Linked DNA regions of Homo sapiens: region 1 is linked to region 2. A link is a contact called in ENCODE Hi-C or POLR2A ChIA-PET data. All regions are on one chromosome and are shown on one strand. Each heading gives the region's core, a stretch centred on a gene start or an enhancer-like site at or near the end of the contact. The rest is flanking DNA. Distances are from core to core; before and after follow the strand shown. Region 1 overlaps ITGA9 (integrin subunit alpha 9). Region 2 overlaps ITGA9 (integrin subunit alpha 9).

Region 1 (7,476 bases), core at 655-3,154, 85 kb after region 2:
TTGTGGAAATTCAATGGTTGACTGTACCAAGCCAGCTCTCTGGGTGAGAGGTTCCTTCTAACAAGGATTAGAAACCCCTCTCATGTAGGAAGAGGTGGATTTGGGGGATTATATGATCCAACCCTCTACCTTTGGACAGAATACAATCGAGATGTCTCCCCAGTACACAGAACTGCTTTTCCAGCAAGTTCTCTTTGTTAAGCCATTCTGGTATCCCTCAAATCCCTTGTTATGACTATCCACAATTCTCCATGCCCCATGACCCTTTCTTAGCTAAAATGAAAAATAATTGCCTAGTTCCCTCATGTAGAGAAGTTGAGCTATTACCTTGACTTCCCCCTTCTCTTCCAAAAAAGATTACAATTCCTTTAATTTTCTTTCCCATCCTAGGGTGTCCTCTTTGCTCTCTCCATATTCTCCAAATAAAAATTCAAAACTGAGCAGCAAATCCTGTGCCTCTTCATCCAACCCCTCCTCATCATGAATCATTATCACTCAGGAAGTAAGGACCTGGTTTACTATCTGAGAACTTTAGTCCTAATAATTTCTCTACACCAACTTCTAGTCCTAATAATTTATCCGTATAATGCTCAGAAACACTCCGAGATTCTCAGTAAAAAAAAAAAAAAAAAAAAAAAAATCAAGGAAATCTTAATGGCCAAAGCCATAGGTCCAAAACCCGGCGTTCCCTCCCACCCAACTTTCCAGGCCATTTTCTCCAATAGCCCCTCATCCCTGACCTTGTCTTCCAGCCTCCCTGGACCATGAATGCTGCTGAAGGCTCTCACTTTGTACTTCCCTGGGCCCCCTGCCCTTGCTAGTGACTTCTCCTCCCCTCTGGCTGTGGAAAGCTACTCATTCTTCAAGACCCAGTTCATATGTCCTCTCTGTCAAGGCTTCCCAGATGCCTTCACAGATGGCCCTGCCTCAGGGCCTTTGCACCTGCCTTTGCTGAGAACACTGTTCCCTCCAATCTTTGCATAGCTGGCTCCTTCTTATTATGCAGATCTGAGCCCAGAGTTCACTTTCTCAATAAGTCTTCCCTGAACACTTTACCTAAAGTTGCAAACCCCCATTACTCTCTATCTCATTTGTATGTTGTTTTCTTCATAGCACTTGTCACTATGTGAAATTACTCTCTTATCATCAGTCTTCTTCCACCAGATTAAAAACACCATGAGAGTAAAGGGCAAGGTCCTTATTTTCTGTGTATTTGCAGCATTTGGTGCCGAGACCATAGTGAGTGGTGAGACAAATGAAAGAAATGGCTGCTTCCACTCTGTTAGTGGCATCCTCAGACACACAGTCACCCCTTGTATCTCCTGGGGATTGGCTCCAGGACATCCCCCCATCTCTACTTGAGATCGCCCAGTAGGAATATTTTGAACAAATTCCTTTAACCCATGGCAGAGGTTGCCTTAATTTCAATGTGAGAATAAGAAGGTGAAATTTTGAAATAAGAGATTGAATTACTTATCAGAAACGAAAGCTTCTTAGAGCAAATTTAAACTCTACAAACTTTGGTCAGGGATTTGAACACATATTTCCTTCCCCCTCAGTTTCTCTCACACAGACACTGCTGATCTCAGTAATGGCCCTAAACTTTCTTTTCTTTTTCTTTTGCATTTTCTTCTTTCTGCACATGTATGAATGCAAGCTGAATAGTCAAGTTCCTGAAATGGGTCAGGATTAGGTTTGCCTTAAATCTTTTTCTCAACAGAAGCCAAACACTTAAAAGAAGGGAGATGGCTGATTGAATTCTGGAACAAAAGTTACATTCCTAGGCTCTTGGTTAATTTGAGCTTGGCTAGAGGGAGAAAGCGTGTGTGTTTCTGTGCACAAGTTACACTCAACACACACCCTCTGGAAGGTGGGGGTAAGCTTCAGTCCCGGCTGTCCGTACAGAGTGTGGTTCAGAGGCTGCCCTTTAACCTGTGTGGCCAGAGAGAATAAATCAAGCCAGCAGTGCTGTCTCCCTGCTGACTGAAGGCGCCCGGCCTTATCAAGGAGCCCAAATGTCTTGTGCTCACAGCTGCTGTGACATCTGGAAGCATTAACACTTTGTTGCCAGCATGTAGGCTAGTTGAATGCCGATGCGTAGGTGCCTGGTGTTTTCTGGTCTGCTACATGAATAGGCGTCAAAAGTTGGTGGTGAGGAGTTTGCTTACGTTCATTCCTTAAAAGCAACATGACACAGAGCCTTGCCATGGCAGGGGTGATGGGTTGTTACCAAAGTCGATAACAGGAAATCTCACTGAGGATAAACAGGGCTCATCGGCCATTGCCGAGAAACACATGGTTCTCATTTAACCTGCCAAGGACTAATTGTGTATGCTTCGGAAGCGCAAAAACAGGAAAACGCTTTTCTGACATACACCCCAAGTTTCTTCAGACCAAAAAGAACTGCCTCAATGTTGTTAGACGCTGAGAAGTAATGATCTCCCCAGCTGTCAGGGAGCCAACCTCACTTACTTCTCTTTAATCTAAACTTATGACCTAAAGCATATTTCAGGCCTCCCATGAAGTCCTTGAAACTTGAGACTTAATGAAGGACACTGAGGTTTCACTTTTCACTGCTCTGGTGTATGTACTCTCAGAAAAGCAGTGGAAGAGGTTAGATAGATGGTGATGTAGGAATCATGGCATCCAGAAAATGAGTGTGATTTACCCTTTGATAAAAGGGAACTAATAAAGCAATATATGCAGGAAATGCAGAGACAACCCAGTGAATAGGTGTGCTGCTTTAGCCTTTAAGGGAAGATGGGTCTGAGCTTCATTCTTTACCTTAAGATGGGTCCAAGAGCTAGAACCAGAATTTAAACAAGCAGATACAATTCCAAGGACCATGTTTTGTCTCATATGGGGGCTATTCACTCATTTATTACCCAAATCAACAGACCATTCTGCTTCCAAAATATTTCATTATCTGTGGAAGGAAAACATTTTTGGTATGCATGTCAAGTGCTCAGATAACATATTTATGTATCGCTTTTTCACTAAAGAGAATCTGACGGCATCTGGAAATTCTTTTGTGTCACTGCCTCTCTCAGACTACTTCCCATCTGTATCGCTTTAACTCCAATAAAAGGCCATCCCCATGCCTGGGAAATGGGCTTTGTCTGGGGAACTTGTCTTTCTCTGATTACATGTAAATTAATTAAAGCCCATCCCGTTTTACAGGGCAGCCTGGTGGTGGTGGCCTGCACTCTTGACTTTCCAGCATGTTGGCCTGTCACACGCAAAGGAAGAGGGAGGAGGGGAGGATGCAGGGGCATTGTTTTAGCCAAACCCTAAAGCTGATGGAAATGAAATCCACTGGCTTTTATCATGAGAAGTGAAATTGTTCATGAAATAATGGCAGCCTCATACAGAGGCTGTGCATTGGATTATACTCAACCTTTCCTCTGAAACGTTGGTCTGGAGGCTTTGCCCCTTTATTTTCAGTTTCAGATTTGATCTCAGTAACACCCTGACCTTTTCAGACTCCATACCACTTTTCACAGGGATGACTGCCTTAAGGGATGGGGAAAGGGTTAGAGAAAGCAAGTATTTTATTTAGAAGACAGTTTTCAGTTAGAAAGGGAGAAGACATCTAGAGTTAAAGTTACGATCTTTTCCTTTCTGTGCTTAAGTGATACTAGGTCATTCTTTAACTTCTTGCTCCACCTGCTCTATCCCCAGCTCTGCAGGTTTGGAGTGGGCTGTCATGTGATTTTGTTTACCCGTTTCGGTTCAAAGACAGAACTCTTTATTTGAACACTGAAGCTAGCAGGGACTGTCCAAAGCCAGAGCCCCTCATATTAGCCTAGCTTATGTTGTTGTGATCATCAGACTGTTTCTGTTTTTTGGATTTTTGTCCTTAAATAAACACCTTGGAACCACTAGCTACACAGAGGGGTAAATATCAGAAAATCCAAATTTGGTGCACTAATGAACACGGGGTCTCTTTTCACAAAGCAAAAGACCATCATTCTTCAGAAGGATCTCCCAAAGAATGCCATTGAAAACTCCTCATTACCTTCAAATGGGGTGATGCACACACGAGTAGCATGAAATTAGCCATGTTCATATTAAGGAGCAATCTAAGATCATTATTGCTGTTTCTCTGGCCTTATATTAAATAGTGTCATTGCAATTGAAAAATTAGAGTAAATGAACAGAGCCTGTGAGCATCCACCCTTTGTAGGTTATCCTGAGTCTGCATTATTACAGGGTCTTGAAATGAATGGTGATACGTGAAAGTATTTGTCCTAGGATTCATTAATATTATTATATTTTAGTCTTTGGTCAATATGAAGAAATACTCAATAGTAAATCATAGCAACATGATTTAACATGAGATATAATTTGAAGGGCTCTTTAAGGCTGCTAAGCAACCATGAATCATGGTTTGCATTTTTCTAGATGGATAATATGAAGCTATCTTATTTATCTTTCTAGAACTAGACACCTTAGGTCAGGCTAATCAACCAGCTGGTATCATTTCTCAGTTATTGTATGACTACTATCTTTATTTCAAACCCTGAAGTCCTAAAATTAATGTCACCACAGCCATTGTAGTATGTGTTCAGCCGCCTGTGCCGGAATAGGGGCTTACTGTCTTTTGATGCCTTGGTTCTCAGAGTAGGCAATGGGTAATTGAATTAGCAAAGTAGACATTCAAAACATTCTCTGAGTTTTCAAACTCAAGGAGCGTGTGACTTCAGAGAAGCAGGCGATAAGTCAGGGGGTGGGTCATGTTTACCCGGTTGCCGTCAGCTGCGATTGGTGTAATATGATATGGAAAAGTGGCCCAGGGATGTAACTGAGAACATAAAGTCAATGAATAACACAGAAACGTGAGTTAACAGGAAACACATGTTATTCTAAAATGAACCTAGGTCCCTTTTAACCCAAGCCAATTCAACAAACATAGCTTTTAGATCATACCTTTTAGGTTTTTTTTTTTTTACCCAAAAACCACACTGGGGATGACTCCAGCCGTGGCTCATGGGGAACACTACTGTCATTCAGTTTGTTCCTCTGCTAATTTAATCTTCCATTTTCCTTTGATTGGTGATGCACGCATTCAAGGGGCATCAAGCCATGGACACTTTGGTGACCCTCCCTATCCTTGGAACCCCAGCCAGCTGATGGGGTTCGTACTGGTAAAATGGCAAACTGGTAGAGGCATCTATGCTTCTGCCTGTTAAAAATATACTAATAGGCCAGGCGTGGTGGCTCACACCTGTAATCCCAGCATTTTGGGAGGCCGAGGTGGACGGATCATCTGAGGTCAGGAGTTTGAGACCAGCCTGACCAACATGGTGAAACCCCATCTCTACTAAAAATACAAAATTAGCCAGGCATGGTGGCACACACCCATCATCCCAGCTACTCGGGAGGCTGAGGCAGGAGAATCGCTTGAACCCGGAAGGCAGAGGTTGTGGTGAGCTGAGATTGCACCATTGCACTCCAGCCTGGGCAATAAGAGCAAAACTCTGTCTCAAAAAAAAAAAAAAAAAAGCTAAAAATATCACATACCAAAGCTGCAAATTATTTCTTTAATTTTGAGCGACGTTAATCCACATGATCTAAATCATACATTCTCACACATTCTCCTACTTCAAAGCTTTCCCTGGTTCCTATTACCTTCTGGGTAACTACCTCCACCCACGCCATGTGTAAGACTTGTCACATGCCCTCCTCTGTGTCCAGGCCCATCTCCCCTGCCTCAGTTCTGGCCACTGCTACCCAGCATTCATCCAGTGCTTGACCTGTGTTGAACTCCTTGGCTCTCTAGACTCCAGTCTCAAGTTTGCCCCTCTATGCTTTTGCACATGCTGTTCTCTTCCTGGAATTCCTTTCTCCCTCCTCCCTTTACTCCTGAGAAGTTTTCTTTATCCTTTGCGATCTACCTGCAATGCCACTTCCTCTGGGTCAGATATGAGAGGGGCTGACTTCCTGGTGGAGGGAGAAATTTGTAGACAAGATTTATAATCTCATTAGGAGCTGTGCTCTGAGGGGCTGCGAATGGATAAACAGTGAGGTGGTGGTCAGGTGGTGTTTGGGCTTCAGTATGTGGAATAGCTACTATGCAGCCTGGTGCAAGGAAGATGGAGTGGGACAGAGCATCCTGGTGGGGATTTTCGAGATGTGCTTCTCAGACATGACAGGTTACTTAACCTCTCTGGGCCTCAGTTTTCTCATCTGTAAAAAGGGGTGGAATTTAAGGAGAGCAGAAGTTAAAGCTTATCTGTCACATCCCTGATAAATGTCTCTGTGCTGCTGTTCTAGCTGGTTGAACCTCAAAAATGTCCCAGTTTAGACAATAAATTATATGGTCACCCTTCTGAGAGCAGTACCCTCCACACATGGGTGCCGTAAGGATTCAGCATATGCCGTTCTCTAACATACTAATAGCACCTAATATTGTATTATTTCCATTGATATCTGAACTCAGTATAGAGATGGGACCATAAGCGATTTCCCAGGATGATGTGCTTGGAGCATGACACTTAGAAAAAAGATCAGAGGACTTTTCTGCCTCTTCAGTGTTCAAACCCAGGCACAGGGACTGTGTTTGGCTGCTCTGTTTGGGGCCCTGTGGGAGGAAACCTGTGTCCTCTCTCTTGCTCTGAGTCAACAGACAACTCTTAGAAGTGCCTGACTGAGCCTACAACATGGAAATGCCATTTCCTCCAAGCCGTTTATCTGACCACCTCAGCCTGGAAAGTAACAGCTCTTGACTTCCCTTCTCCACCTGGGATCAGATGACGACAACATTTGAAACAAAGGGTCTGCTCTCTTTCTCAGTATCACACCTATGGAATCAGCCCTGATTCACACTTCAAACCCACTACTTCATGAAGCAAGGTCTTGCCAGATCCCCTAGAGTGAACAGGGGATTCTTTATCCTCTCACAGGCCTGGCACCGTGGTGGCTTCTGACCATGACAGCTCCTTTCACTGAGGCTGACCCAGACTCTGCCACCAAGTGATGGCCACTCCTTGGGCTCCCACAGCCAGGGTTCCTGACAGCTTCCCCAGTCACCACCATTTCATGGTTTCAGTTTGCACAATGTCCTCTTTGGGGTAAAGGGGAGGACAGATGCCAACAGAAAACCCTCAGTACCTGCCTTGGTAGAATACAGCCTTGTCACTGTGTCCTGCATCCTCCTTTCCTTGTTTGGGTGCCTGGTGAAGTCCTTTTGTTCAAATTCTAATAGCCATGGACCTCTGCCAGCTCCCAGAGGCCCTGAGAGATAAGCAGCCATGTCATGAGAAGCATTTGGACTCCGGTAGCCTGGGAAATAAATGAGGACTGACTGGGCAGAGAAGAGCAAGGGGGCGATGGCCACAGAGTCCTTAGCCAGCCAAGGAAATGACATTGTTGGTCATTGGCCGGGGATGCTTGGGTTGTCTGCAACACATGAAAAAAGCATCATGTCCCCTTGACTTTGAGCAAAGAGTGCGGTTAAAACCAAGTTGTGGGAGG
Region 2 (7,352 bases), core at 1,386-3,885:
TGATACATTGTTGAGAGTATCTGTGATTTTTTTGGAAGCTGAATCCTTACTGAGGGCATGCTGCCCCTAGTTATGATATTGCTCCTAGGAAGAATAAAATCTGCTTCACAATGTCCTTTTTGGTATGATTTCCATGATTGAGAAAACTGGGGATTGTATGTGTAGTACATCTGGTTTATCCACTTGTCTGTCCATGGACACTTTGGGTTGTGTCTACCCTTGGCTACTGTGAATAGTGCTGCTATGAACATGGGGGAACAAATGTCTCTTTGAGTTCCTGCTTTCAGTTCATTGGGTAATAAACCCAAAAGTATAATTTTTGGGTTATATGACAATTCTATGTTTAATTATTTTGAGAAATGTTCATATTGTTTTCCAAGCAGCCACTCGATTTTACGTTCCTACCAACAGTGCACAAGGGTTTCAATTTCTCCACATTCTTGACAATTCTTGTCTTCTGTTTTTTTGATAGTTGCCATCCTAATAGTCATGAAGTGGGAAAAAATAGTTTTTAAAAAGTAACAGATGGATAAACAACTAAGAGAAAGAAGGAAGGAGTGAAGGATGGACGGATGGACAGACTTGGCTGCCCTATACTATTATCCTAGTCATCATTGTTAAATATAGTTGTGGTTGGTAGATACAATACCGATAATAATAATGATGGTGTAATGAGAATTTTTTTAATGCAAATATAGTTGGATGCATTTGATTAACACTTGTGCTAGCCTTTACTCAGGCTAGATTTATGATGGCAGCAAAAGAAAAGGTCATGGTTTTTATGTCTAAGACTTAAGGAAAATCTAAGTGATCCAACAGAATATTATTAAGCACCATCCAAAAAATTATCTGGATAGAAGAGGAAATTTTTGCTTTAGTTGCCTTAGTGATTCAGCATATGTGGTTGATATGGAAATGTATTGCATTTACCCAACAAGGAACTTTGAATGGTAATCCTAATGTACAGTGATGAATGAGGACAGAAAACAAGTTCTACAGAGATTTTCTGGCTTGACACAGCTGCCAAGATGTCATCAGTAACATCTTCCATTGAGTATAGTGAATGAATTGGTGCTAAACTTAAGTACAAACCCAATAACGCAGTCAAAAAAAAGCCAGCTGCTATAAGATATACTTGGGTAGGATTTTTAATAACAAATGAGCAATATATTTTCAGCAGGCTATATATATGCTGTAAGATAAGCTTTATAGAAGCAGTACACTTTGTATCTTATGTTGACTACTAATAATGATTTTCATATAAAAGCACAGCAAAGAGATCCATGTACAAAGTAATATAACCCACTTAAAAGACTGCACAAGCAAATTAAAATAAAAAGGGAAATTTCTCAGGGAATAAAATTTCTTGAAGATTAGAAACACTGTTCCTCAATAAATAAGCACCCCTGGAATGTTTAGCACAAAAACTCTATGCTTGATCGTTTTACTATTTCAGCAGGACTGTCAGAGAGGTTGGTCTTTGTGGAGTCCTGTTCCTTTCAGGTGTTTGTAAACTTTCTTGCCAAAGCCCTTCCCGACTGAGATGGAGTTGATATTAGAGCCATGGCTGGGACAACCTTCATGCCAAAGGAGGTGTGCTGCTAGTTGCAACTCAGACCCTGCATGGCCGGGTGACCTCAGTTGGGTGGGTTCCCCTTTCTGGGGCTCAACTTCTTCATCTGTAAAATGTGAAGGGGGAGCTGATGATCTGTTGTGGGGATGTCATGGATGTTCATTCATTCAAGTGTTCACTGAACACCTGCTAGGAGAGACCAACCTCTCTGACAGTCCTGCTGAAAGATGAAAACAATCAGGCACGGGGTTTTTATGCTGAACATTCCACGGTGCTTAGTTATTTATTGAAGAAGAATCTTTCTGATATTCAAGGAATTTTATTCCCTGAGAAATTATGTGCCAGGCACTACTCTGTCACTAGGAGTTCAACGATAAGCAAAGCCAGAGAAGGGTCCTACCCCTGATGTTTAGATTCTAGTAGGGGATAGACAGTCCTCAACCAAAAAGCCCCACAAACAAATGCATAACCACAACTTCGATAAGTGCCATGAAGGGTTGATGGGGCACATGGGGGGTGGGGGGCTCATAATGGGAGGATTTATTTCACCTAGGCAGGGAGATCAGGAAGGATCCCCTGGGGACATGATAGTCAGGGGGCTGGAGAATGTGGGTTATGTTGGAGAGGAATGAGTTTTGAAGGGATAGGAGTTGCTGGGTTCTCATACCAGCACAGCGTCTTCTCTCTCTTCATCTCAATTTCCTCATCTCTCTAATATGGGCCTAATATCAAGACCCTTTCTCAGTGTTGTGAGGTTTCAGAAGGATGACATATTTGACAACACCCAATATCATGCTGGCACATCACATTTTCATTTCATTTCTAAAAATAACTTTGGAAGCAGAGATGTGCTGTTTTAGTCAAAGACTTTTTTAGCTTTGGAGAAAGAATGAAACCCCAGCTTTGAGACTCCTCTAAAAAAAATCTGAGTTCACATTCTGCCCTGGAAGTTGCCTGGCTGCTTCCCTTAATCACAGAGCCTTGTTTGAATCACTTGACTTTGAAATCCCAGGAATGACTTTGCTGTGTGATTAAGTGACAGAGGCCCAAGGTTTGGGGATTGGCAGAAGTTTAGATGTCCCTGGCCTGATCCCTTACCCTTTACATATAAGGAAAGGAAGCTGATCACATGAACAACTAAACTGGAATGAGGAGGCAGCCCCTCCTCCATGGTCCTGGGCTCATCTATACTGTCTCCCTGCCAAATATTCCATGGAAACCTTGGACACTGTCTGATGTCAGGACTACTTATGAATGCCTGTCCACTTCCTTCTCAAGATAAAGCTAGGTTAGCACTCTCTCATAACTCAAGCCTGAGGTTTATTCTTTTAATCTTCCAAAAGCAAACAGAAGAACAGAAATAACCTATCCACTGTTTAAGATTAAAATGGCCAACAATAATAAATAATTGCCACAATAGCTTGAGATCAGGGTCTTAATTTATTGGAGGCCGTTCAAGAATTTGCAGCTCTTAAGTTAATTTTTCACATCTTGTTTGGATCCTCAGAGCCCGTGCTTCCAAAGCAAGGCCATCATATTTCTCATTGCACATGTTATTCTTGTTGATGTGCCAGACATGCAGGAGAGTGAGGTCCTCTCTTCACGGATGGGTAATGAGGATTCCACCCCCCCAGAAATTAGTATTTCAAAGTATTTTTGCCTATGGAGATTTTGAAGAGTTCTCTTCTTTTGCATGGTGTATTAGCTGTATTAATGGTTGCAAACAAGAAAAACGTATGCTGGTTAATTTAAGCAGAAAAGGAATTTATTAAAAGGATGTGGGGTGGTTCAGAGCATAGACAAGAAGGCTGGGGAACCAACACAGGCAGGAAACAGAGGAGGCAAGTCTTAGTCCAGGGTTCCACCTCTGGGCCCTTTACTCCTCTGTAGCTACTTCAGATGATCCCTGGTGTCTCTGTGCAACCCTCAAAATTTGTAGCCCTGGGTGGGAGCATCTGTTCTCACATCGCTGCCACTTGATCACCCTTAGATCACATGATTTCACTTAGGCAAGTGCCCACACCCTAGTGATCAAGAAGAGGGGAAAGAGAGGGTCTGCCCCCTTTCTGCTGATGTGCCGCCCCACCTATCTTGAGATTCCCCCAAAACACGAGGATGTCAGGATGCTGAGTGGCCAAAAATAACAACTGTTCATTATACAAACCCTTATATCCTTAATTACGTCTTCCATTAACTGGTTATCCGATTAAAACTGGCCACTCACATGGATTTATTTTGTTCAAAGGTCGCATCACACAATAATCATCAGTCTCTCATGCATCTTCATCCTTGTCATCTTCAGCCTCAGCCTTATCACCGTTCTCATCCTAGCCCCGTTCACTCACCCCTGTCCTGGGCCCCCATTTCCCTCCATCTCCTCACCTCTCAAACGTTCACCTCTTTCTCCTCCAACTCCCAGTCTTTCACCCTACTTCTATTTCACTACAAAATAGAAGCAATCACAGAGGAATTCCCGCATGTTCCTACCACCCATCTACTAATGCATCTTCAGCTCACCTCCAGCCAGGCGAGAACAGTCATTCATCAGACCCCAGCAATTGTTGCCTGTCGTGTTTTCATTAATTGTTGCCTCTCTAATGGATCATTCCCATTAGCTTGCAAATATGCTATGATAATTCCCATCTTAATAAAAAAGAGCAAAAAAACTCCCTGGAGCCCACTTCCCCCACCAGCTACCATCCAATTTCTCTGTTCTCCTTTAGAGAAAAACTCCTCCAAATAGTTGTCTGTCCTCATTGCTTCCATTTGTTCTCCTCCTACATCTCTGAAACTCTCTCCAGTTAGGCTTTCCTCCCATCGTGCCACTTCAGCAGTTCTTATCAAGGTCACCAGTGACCTCCAGAAGGCTGATTCCAATGGCCAGTTCTAATTATTCCCATTGTTCTGGCCTGTCTGCCATATTGGACAAAATTGATCCTTCCTTTCTTGAGACTGTCCTCTGTGACCATGTGGATGACTCCTCTCTCGATTTTCCTCTTCCTTCTCTAGCCATGCTTTTCCAGTCTTGTTGGCTGACACCTCCTCATCTTCAACTCCTAAATGTGAGTCCTCATTTCTATCTATACTCATTTCCTAGTGATCGTTTCTAGTCTGTCCCAAATGTATCCTAGCCCAGACCCCTCCTTCAACTCCAGACTCATGCATCCACCTGCCTCAAAATCTCCTTTAAAACCCAATAGGCATTTGGATTTTCTCTGCTGAACCTTCTCAACCCAGTCTTTCCCATCTCAATAAATGACAACTTTTCTCTTCTAGTTATTGAATCCAAAATCCTTGAAGCAGTCCTTGACTCCTCTTTTCCTAACACCCTTCATCCAGTCCATGAGAAAAATCTGTTGGCATGACCTTTGAAATGTGTCCAGAATATGACCCCTTCTCACCCCCTCAGCTGCCATCACCCTGGCCTTCACGTTCATCTTCTCACACCTGGATTGTCACAAGAGCCTCCTACTCAGGCCCCCTGTTCCTCTCCTGGCCACTCCACAGACCGTTCACATCATAGCCAATGCGAGCCTCCTTTAAACACTAACGTCAAGTCACGCTGCTCCTCTGCTCAGAGCCCTGAAGGGGCTTCCGAGGGTCAAACCAAGGTCCCTGTGCTGGCCCTCAAGGCCCTGTGGGATCTGCTGCCCCAACTCCCTCAGTCCCTCTGAGCTCAATCCTTCCTGCTCTCTTTATCACTCCTCTCCAGCTGCACTGACCTCCTTGCTGTTACCTGCACATGCCAGGCACACGCCCACCTCAGGACTTCTCCTTTGCTAGTCCCCACATACCGTGTTTCTTGCTCCCCTTCTTTCTTCGGGTTTGTACTGAGAAGTCACCTCATCAGTGAGACTTCCCTGATCACCTTATTGTAAATTGCACCCCACCTCCCTTGTAAGTCTGGCATGTTCTATCTTCCTTACCCTTTGTAAGTTTTCTCCACAGTTCTTACCACAATCTGACAGACATATTTGCTTCTTTCTATGTGTGTTTTCTCTCTCCCTGAAGCTACCAGGACTCTGTTTTCTTTGCTGCTACTTCCCTAGCACGGAGTAGTGGCTGGCACATGGTAGGCACTCAGAAATAACCGCATGAATTCATGTACAAATGAATCCCACGCTTAGGTTGTTAAGTGCCTTATAGTTTTTGAAGTTTGATGTACAAGATTTCATGTGAGCCTCTAAACAGTCTAGTGAGTTAGGCAAGGTAGAACCCTGTGCTTTACATGAGGAAGCTGAGGCCCTAGAGCTAACTGATTGCCCAAGGACACATGGCTAGTTAATGGGGCTCCTGGAACTTGTAGTTCTGATCTCGGTTTCTGCCCCCCACCTTCAACTACCCCCTGTGCCTCATGTTATATTAGTGTAGGCCTCAGGGCATTCATTGCTGTCTATTTTTCGTTACAGTATGGATGAGAAAACCCTGTATCTAGCTTTGGGGGCTGTGAAGAACATCTCCCTAAACATCTCTATCTCCAACCTCGGAGATGATGCCTATGATGCCAACGTGTCCTTCAATGTTTCCCGGGAGCTCTTCTTCATCAACATGTGGCAGAAGGTAAGGAGGGCATCCCTGTAAAAAGAGCAGTTGTTCCATCTGGTGCGCTTGCTGACTTTCATTATTGCCTGGAATAGGCAATGATTCTACAAGCACTAATCCTTTCTGTGGACTATCATTTAGAATGATTAGAACTTTTTTCTTCCTGGGCTTAGAAAACATGTTGGTATAGCCAAAGAAGCAGCCGTAAATGCCCACAGAGTGCCAGAGAAGTGTCTGTATTTATGTAGTCTCCCATCCCTTCTCTCTTGTGGAATCCTCTCCCTATGGTTTTACATCTGGCCCCTTCTTGGAGATGATACAGTTGCTGTCTCCAGCACACACATGTTCTAGAGAATTCCAGTTTTAGGTCAGTAGTTGTGAAAGTAAGGGCAGATCACTGCTTGTCGTGTTAGTTATTATGTATGATGTACTTGATGTTTCTAGTAGAGGGTCACTGCTTTGGCCTGTGCTTTGGATTATTTATTTATTTATTTTTTGAGACAAGTCTCGCTCTGTCACCCAGGCTGGAGTGCAGTGCCACAATCTTGGCTCACTGCAACCTCCACCTCCTGAGTTCAAGTGATCCTCCCACCTCATCCTCCCGAGTAGCTGGGACTACAGGTGTGCACCTGGCTAATTTTTGTATTTTTTGGTAGAGACAGGGTTTTGCCATGTTGGCCAGGCTGGTCTGGAAATCCTGACCTCAAGTGATCCGCCTGCCTCAGCCTCCCAAAGTGCTGGGATTACAGGTGTGACCCACCGCCCCTGGCCTTCCTAACATATTTGAGTGAATTGAGGTAGTTAAATTATTTCCACAAATTGAGTGAGTTTTTTTAGAGTAAATTAATTTGAATGAAGTGAAGTTTATATAGCATGACTCAAAGGTACAGTGCTGGTATTCTCCCCTACCCATAATCATCCCGAGTGTACCACCTCTCAGAGGAAGTGAACAGGCTTCCCTGCAGACAACAAGGGGGAACAAGTGGACAAAAGTCGACTCTGCTCTACCCAGTGTTGCTCTAACTGCTGATAGCTGTTCAGCTGGGACTGCTTGCAGCTTTTTAATATTTACAGCATTGAACGGGGTTGCCTTGTTCTTTATGTTAAAATGGAACCAAAATCACTTTCTGTGGAAAACCTTCACTCTGCCCACCGATGAGCACTGGGCATACATTGAGCAGGTCAACGGCGTTTGTTCAGGCACATATTCTGTGGCCTCAATAGTGTTGACAGGTTT

Evidence for each region. A loop is a pair of places that touch in the nucleus more often than their neighbours do. ChIA-PET counts read pairs that join two places held with the same protein, here RNA polymerase II (POLR2A).
Region 1: a loop to region 2 is called in a map of Caco-2, with 2.2 times the contacts of the local background. The contact joins two enhancer-like sites. A Hi-C loop is called at or near these places in 1 of 168 maps with a recorded cell type or tissue (Caco-2). POLR2A ChIA-PET finds 5 or more read pairs at or near these places in 1 of 52 experiments (H1).

Annotation. Positions count from the first base shown.
Region 1 is chr3:37,763,852-37,771,327 of GRCh38, forward strand. The region is part of intron 23 of ITGA9 (integrin subunit alpha 9); the gene reads left to right. All of the region lies in intron 3 of ITGA9-AS1 (ITGA9 antisense RNA 1), which reads right to left. Among named protein-coding and RNA genes, the nearest start is that of ITGA9-AS1, 94 kb to the right of the region's middle. RefSeq lists an enhancer at 657-3,738. Within about 2 kb of position 1,905, at least 15 of the 41 ENCODE cell types and tissues checked have a DNase peak (open chromatin) inside an H3K27ac peak, as active enhancers do.
Region 2 is chr3:37,677,883-37,685,234 of GRCh38, forward strand. It overlaps ITGA9 (integrin subunit alpha 9), which reads left to right. Exons shown (of 28, transcript NM_002207.3): 18 at 5,983-6,133. Among named protein-coding and RNA genes, the nearest start is that of ITGA9-AS1, 180 kb to the right of the region's middle. Within about 2 kb of position 2,636, at least 4 of the 41 ENCODE cell types and tissues checked have a DNase peak (open chromatin) inside an H3K27ac peak, as active enhancers do.